2 separate regions of the Homo sapiens genome follow, and region 2 is linked to region 1. Evidence: chromatin contacts called from ENCODE POLR2A ChIA-PET data. All regions are on one chromosome and are shown on one strand. Each heading gives the region's core, a stretch centred on a gene start or an enhancer-like site at or near the end of the contact. The rest is flanking DNA. Distances are from core to core; before and after follow the strand shown. Region 1 overlaps TXNDC16 (thioredoxin domain containing 16). Region 2 has its middle 56 kb from the start of PTGER2.

Evidence for each region. ChIA-PET counts read pairs that join two places held with the same protein, here RNA polymerase II (POLR2A).
Region 2: POLR2A ChIA-PET joins it to region 1 with 16 read pairs in MCF 10A. The contact joins two enhancer-like sites. POLR2A ChIA-PET finds 5 or more read pairs at or near these places in 3 of 52 experiments (IMR-90, MCF 10A and activated CD4-positive, alpha-beta T cell).

Annotation. Positions count from the first base shown.
Region 1 is chr14:52,456,542-52,460,251 of GRCh38, reverse strand. It overlaps TXNDC16 (thioredoxin domain containing 16), which reads left to right. Exons shown (of 21, transcript NM_020784.3): 17 at 3,078-3,162. Among named protein-coding and RNA genes, the nearest start is that of TXNDC16, 94 kb to the left of the region's middle. Within about 2 kb of position 1,376, at least 3 of the 41 ENCODE cell types and tissues checked have a DNase peak (open chromatin) inside an H3K27ac peak, as active enhancers do.
Region 2 is chr14:52,368,597-52,372,510 of GRCh38, reverse strand. No RefSeq gene overlaps it. Among named protein-coding and RNA genes, the nearest start is that of PTGER2, 56 kb to the right of the region's middle. Within about 2 kb of position 1,835, at least 3 of the 41 ENCODE cell types and tissues checked have a DNase peak (open chromatin) inside an H3K27ac peak, as active enhancers do.

The DNA.
Region 1 (3,710 bases), core at 127-2,626:
TTATAATTCTCCTTGCAGAGATCTAATTTTTGCATTTTTAGTAGAGATGGGGTTTAGCCGTGTTACCCAGGCTGGTCTCAAACTCCTGAGCTCACGTTATCCTCCCACCTCGGCCTCCCAAAGTGCTGAGATTACAGGAGTGAGCCACTGTGCCCAGCCTGGATGCTCTTTTTTTCTTTCTCTTGCCTGATTTCTCCAGCTAGGACTTCCAAGACTGCATTGGGTAAGAGTGGTGAAAGAGGGTGTCCTTGTCTTGTGCCAGTTTTCAAGGGGATTACTTCCAACGTTTGCCCATTCAGTATGATGTTGACTGTGGGTTTGTCATAGATGGCTCTTATTGAGGTGTGTTTCTTCAGTACCTAGTATATTGAGAGTTTTTAACATGAAGGGGTATTTTATTGAAGGCCTTTTCTACATCTACTGAGATAATCATGTGATTTTTGTCTTTAGTTCTGTTTATGAGATAAATCACATTTATTGATTTGCATATGTTGAACTAACCTTGCATCCCAGGGATGAAGCCTACTTGATTGTGGTAGATTAGCTTTTTGATGTGCTACTGGATTTAGTTTGCATACTTTGTTGAGGATTTTCAATGTTGATCAGGAATACTGGCCTGAAATTTTCTTCTTTTGTTGTGTCTCTGCCAGGTTATGGTATCAGGATGATGCTGGCTTCATAGAATGAGCTGGGGAGGAGTCCCGCCTCCTTAATTTTTGGGAATAGTTTCAATAGGAATGGTATCAGCTCTTCTTTGTATGTCTGGTAGAATTTGGCTGTGAATCCATCAGGTCCTGGGCTTTTTTTGGTTGGTAGGCTATTTATTACTGATTCAAGTTCAGAACTTGTTACTGGTCTGTTCAGGGAATCAATTTCTTCCTGGTTCAGTCTTGGTAGTGTGTATGTGTCCAGGAGTTTATCCATCTCTTTCAGGTTTTCTAGTTTGTATAATATAGGGGTTAGGAGTGCTTTTAGTTACTGGGGTTTTCTTGCTTCTCAGCTCTCCCTGCTGACAGAGCTAAAAAACAGATGTATGTATGTGTGTGTGTCTATAAAAATAATTATTCAATAAGATGTGATAGTAGAAAAAATAATATTGCTAAATAAATATGTTTATTTTATGCAATTAAAATATATTTATAGTAGCTGAAAAGCTTTTTGTGCATATTTTTATTCAGATAATTGAGTACTTTCTTGTATTTGAGGTTGCCATATATTTTGGCATATATACAGTTTTTACCAAGGAGGAGAATATGCCTGGTTTTGAATGTTCAGAGGAAAATATGTATTCTAGTTTAGTGGAAATGGATATGCATCTGAGATCTACAGTCATATATTTTCCCATCCTGTGAGTCACTTAGGATTTACAAACACATGGATTTACGAAGAGACTTTTTAAGAGACATATTCATAAGTAGAGAGTCTTTTGTATGAGGAAATTATATGGAAATAATGGTGTACTTTTCTATTGCTACTTACCTAAAATGAAAAGAAGCTGAAACAGATTCTGTTATGTCATTGCTTTAGATATAGTTTATCCATTGACTGGAATTTCACTCTGTTCACTCTTAGAAATGAAAGTACAGACACACAGTCCTTTCTAGTTTATAATCTCATGTGTCTTTTCTACTTTGATGTAGCATGGGCTAAAAAAATATTTTAATAAATTTTCTCTCTGTCTCTCGTCTCTCTTTTTATTTTTTTTGAGACAGAGTCTCGCTCTGTGGCCCAGGCTGGCATGATCTCAGCTCAGTGCAATCTCCTTCTCCCAAATTCAAGCGATTCTCATGCCTCAGCCTCCTGAGTAGCTGGGACTACAGGCACATGCCACCATGCCCAGCTAATTTTTGTATTTTAGTAGAGATGGGGTTTCACCATGTTGGCCAGGCTAATCTCAAACTCCTGTCCTCAAGTGATCCACCCACCTCGCCTCCCAAAGTGCTGGGATTACAGGCGTGAGCTACCGCACCTGGCCAGTTGTCTCATTAAATCTGTGATTGTAAATGAGCTCCCCATGCTGCCTACTGAGCTACTCTAGTAAGTTTGCTTTCCTACAGACAGTATTGCTCAATCTTAGGGAAAGTATGTACCCTTTTTAAAGAAAATAATCTTGTGGTTACCCAATGTTGACAATGTTGAATGCTTACATCATGAATGTAGTGCTGACTGCTGAGGTACAGATCTTTGGGTTCAGCATGCCTAGCCTAGTAGGTACTATGTGACTCATTCTTCCATGAGTGTTTTTCTGTTTGACTGCTGTGAATCTTTCATGTATGAATTGAATTATCATTTGGCCTTCACTTGGCAAGAATTTGACCTATAAGTCCACCTCTGTGCTTTTCTCATTAGTCTACAATGATTTAATTCAGACTTGCTTCTTGGTTATAGGATAGTCATTATTAACAAGATCCACAGTATGCTATTATTAATGAAAATGTATTCAGAAATTTGTAGAAATAGCTTGTATTTTGAATATGTGTATCCTAACAAATGAGAAAAGACAATACAAATTAATCAAAGTTCAAAACTAATGAAAACACATTAGAGAAAATGTAGGAATTGTTTTTTAAAAGACACAGAATCCCTTCTACTTGCACAACCCTAACACAGACACTGTTAGAGGGCTAGAATTTTCAGTCTGCTATTTTTTATGCATATAGATACTTTCAGATTTTATGGTTATAATGTGCATATCATTTCACATACCTACTTCTCTTTTCAGGCTACACATAAGACAGCTGTCTCCATTTACTCTGCCATAGGAGTAAATTAAAAGGCAAAAAGTATTTATTCAGTAATTATGATTAGAGTGCTATAAAGCTTATGAATTACATTTAGAGTACATTTGTTTTGGAAGCCATGTTGCATTATATCAATTGACATTTCTTTAGTAATCCCATGTCATAAAGAGAATACAGATTTATTTTGGAACCACTAAATTATATAAGACATCTGCACTTAAATATTTTTGTAATTAATTAATAATGAAATACTACCACCTATAAATCTCTTCATCAGTTGAATAGCATACATAATTATAAAGGTTTCAGATTTTTGTCTTCTCTATGTATTTATAGCAAAAGAAGATTTTAGTGAAGCAGGAAACTACCTAAAAGGATATGTTATCACTGGAATTTATTCTGAAGAAGATGTTTTGCTACTGTAAGTTTATTGCTCTTTTAATTTTAGGGAGGGAGAAATTATGCAAAATAATGTTATCTAATAATTGCTTATATTTACACAGCTGATGGAGGAAAATAAGGTAGCAATCTAAAGAAATTTTTTTTATTTCCTTCTAGGAAATAAAGTACCTGGGAAATACTTTAGATTCTTTAGCTATTCTTTTATTTTAGACCAAAGACCCCATGGGGCAGTCTTGGATTCGTACTTCACCATCCTCCTATAAAAATTTTCCTCTTTGGGTTCTATTACCTACAATGTGGTTCTTTGGAGTTATCATAGTTTGGGATAAATTTTTCTTTTTGAGCATCTGAGGTTTTATTTACCCCCTGGGTGGGTGAGTGGGTACGTGTGTGTATAAAAATCAGTGCTTTTTTAGCTTCTTAAATTACCTTATCTGTAGAAGGTGGGACTTCTATGGACTACCAAAATATTTTAGTTGCTATAGAATGAAGGACTGAACTGCAAATTTGGAGATTATTATTAATACATATCACATTCTCTATGGCCCATTTTCAGGTATAGGTGTA
Region 2 (3,914 bases), core at 586-3,085, 88 kb after region 1:
TGGTGGGTGGCAAGGGATAAAAGACTACACACTGGGTATAGTGTACACTGCTCGGGTGATGGGTGCACAAAAATCTCATAAATCACCACTAAAGAACTTATTCATGTAAACAAACACCACCTGTTCCCCAAAAACCTATTGAAAAAAAATTTTTTTAAATACATACATACATATATGTGACTGCCAAAAAACTATAGGAAAATATAAGTGATTATTTCTCAGTTTTGTTGTGGGAAAGTTTTTCTAAGCATAACATGCATAGCAGAAACCATAAAAGGTTAACATATTTGACTATATTCAGTGAAAAAATTTAATGTTTCTGTACATTATAAAAACTATAAAATTAAGTCAAACACCAGAAGGTAGAAAATTGTGATTAAGACATTTGAAATGTATATGCAAATAAAGAAATTATATCATTATCCATGCAAGTAACTTAAAATATATGAAAAAAGATGAATATTCCAAAAAAATGGGCAAAAGACAGAACAAGCAATTCACAAGAGAAGAAATACCAGAGGTTAACATTTGGGAAAAAATTCAACCAGCTATGCACGTAGTGAAATACAAAGTAATATAAAAGATTTGATGAGAAGTAGGGGAAATAGACACTGTTGCATTGCTGCTGGAGTACCAAATTTGTATAATCATTTGTGAGTAATTTGGCAATATTTATTGAAAGTTTTAAAAAGTGTGCTTCTCCTCTCACCCCACAATTCCATTTAAAGGAATTCATAGTAAGATAATATTCAGACAAGTATTAAAAAATGAATGTACAAGGATGTTCATTATAATATTGCTTAAAGTAGTAAAAGATTAGAAATAGCCTAACTGTCTAATTCCAAGGTAGAATTTTTCAGGCTAAGTTTATTTCTGGATTAGGAATTAGTGGTAACCTGATTTTTTTCTTTGCACTATTTTTTGTGTTTTCATACTTTCAAAGTCCAGCATGCATTATTTTTTAAATTAGAAGTAAGTGACTTTCAGTTCTTTTTAAAAGCAGGCAATTCACATATAATGTAACACGCAAGTTTCTGGATGAGGGAATGGCATTTACTAGCTTGAATATCTGAAAACCTCACTGTTTTCATATCTTAGTTCCCCTTTTAATTTTCATTTCCAATTCTTTCCCTTTTCCTAGTAAAACACAGAGAGAAGGGTCTTCTAGATGTGGTTTTGTAATTTCCCTACCACAAAATCATCCTTTTCCTTAAATAACCCACCCCTCCAATCTGCCTCTATGTGAACCTCCTTTTTTGAATCTAGGGCTTTCTTGGTTCCCTTACCTCGAAGTCCCAGTCCACCAGGTAGAGAAGGACTCCTGAAAAGGGTCCAGAAGGAAGCCCCAAAGCCATCCAGACCCTGCCAATCATAGTATTCTGTCTGTTACCTGTCTTGCTCTTGCTCTCCATTCATCCTCTAAGAATAAATGTCCTCTAAAACTCTGCATTTGGCTTTGTTCTTTTTGGTCCACGTTCCTGAAGGTAAATTTCATTAAAGCAGGGCCCCTGTGACCATTGCAACCTTCATGCCTACAGAGTAAGTCAACAACTGCCCCCTTTGTGAGACAGGAATATATTTACTCTAACTCATTTGGCAAATGCACTTCCAAACCAAAGCGCATTCCAAATCTTGCTTAACTGGTAGCACAGCACATCTCTACTCAGCCTAAGGATCTCCTCCTGTGAGTTGTGGAAGGATAAAGATGTGTTTTCCGTTTGCCACAAGGTAACTGTTTCTCTGACAACCGGTTCATCCACATGAAAGATTTGCTGGATCATGCCTTAGCTTTTGTCATGATCACATTTTCTCCCCTTTATTCTCTGATCTTTCCTCAGATTGTGGCTTTGACTCCTCCCTGTCCTGATTTCCTAAGGTTCTGACCTCAACCGCCCCCTCCACACTTTCTGCCCAGGAATCTCTTCTGCTGCCACACCTTCAAAGCTCACCTGCCAGCTAATACTGCCCAAAGCTATGTCTCCAGTCCACATGGCTTTTCAGGTTCCAATTCCACATGCCCAACCCACTGCTGAAAATCTACTCTGATCTGTCCCTCTGACACCTCAGATTCACTAAGCTATATCCAAAACCAATTAGCCATACCTTCCCCAACCACCAGAGCTTCCTGTTTCTCTAGCCAAACTGCCTTTCACTCGGCTTCAAACCTCAGTCACTTTTTCCTTCTTCTCCAAAAGTCCTCTTTACCTTCCACCCTTGGTCCAGCCAAACATTCCTCCCTCCATGCCTTTTTTTCCATCCATGCTTTCTTCTCTAGCGCTGCCATCTTCTCTCTTCTCTATGCTCATGCACAGAGCAGGTGTGGTGACCTCTTGACCTCTCCTCATCTCCCCACCTCAAATGCTTCCAACCCCTATATCCTATTACTTGTAATGCAAATTTGGAATACGGCTCAACTGATGTTTTGGCCATTCTACAATCCTACCTTGAACTTCCTGTCTCTATGCTTTGGCAAATCCTCTTCTCTTGTATCTTTCTCTCTATGTAAGTACCACCTTCTCCTTAAGACATCACAGTCAGGTTCCTAATGAGGACTTTATTTCAAATGACACTTAACCCACTCTCTTTTGTATTACTGTTTGTATTCATGTCTAATCTCTCCCACAGGATTAAAGGCTTTATCTTATACATCTGTATACACCCCACATCTCCTAGCACATATTAAGTACCTAAGATATACTTGCTTAATGAGGAAATGAATGAACACTTAGATCAAACAGCCAATTTATTATTCAGCCTTTCTGGACTCTGAGCAGAAATAACTTAGGAGTGGCCAATTGGCTGCATCATCAAAGTGAGCCTGTTTTGGCAAAAAGATGTCCACATACCACTACAGTTTCTCACTGTAATTTTTGTCTCTAATAAAACAAAATACAGATTGTTCTAAGGTTTTAGTGGAGAGGACACCAGAAAAAAAGTTGCCACATGGCAATTCCCACAGGCAAACTTCCCTGCCTTTTGTGGTTATTTTTCATTGTCTCTGTGGTATGTCTTTTACATTCTTTCTGAAAATGAACCCTGCATTCCTTCCCTGGGCCCCACTGCCCACCAGCCACTAGAATGGGAAGGTAACAGGTAAGATCCAGTATTGGGAGTCCATTGGCATGGTGAATACCCCAGGGCTGGGCACTGGACCCACGCCAAGCCAATCGAATCCTTCAGAGAGACTTTCTGTTGAAGCTGTCGGGGAAGTGGCTAAAAGGATATGATTCCGGAACTACCATGAGCCACACCTCTGCCTGGAAACCAGTGGCCTCCTTATTGCCAAAAAACCATTATTTTTATTTAGCAATCCAAATAATATTCACTTAGGCATCTTAAACTTTACATGTATAAGATGGACCTCTTTATCCCTTCAATGTTTTTTTCCCTCAGTCTTTCACATCCACATGAATGGTATCACCTCCTACCTGACTCAAGCAAAGAATCTCAGAGTTACCTTTGGTTCCCCATTTCCTTCATCTCCCATAGTTAATCTATCAAGAAATTCTATCAGTTCTACTTCATATCTGGCCCTTTCCTTATGTCTTCTGTCACCAACCAAGGCCCAGACATAGCCTCTCTCTGCTAAACCACTGGCAGTAGCGTTTTCCAGTCTCATTTCATACCAGTCTTCTACCTGCTCAGTAGGCTACAGCCACACTGGCCTTCCTTCTGTTGCTCTAATAACCTTTCGTGACTTCTGTACTTTTGCACTTGTTCTTTCTTCCTGGAACACTCTTTCATTGCTCTGCAAGAGTTCACCATCCTCATGTCTCAGTTCAATATATCTTCCTTAAGAGGACTCACCTGGCAGTCCGAGAGAGAGGCCTTCTCCAGTCCTTAGCTTCTCATTGCTTCATTTTGTTTATTTACTTTTTATGTTATGACAATGTATAACTATGGTGTTTAATTTG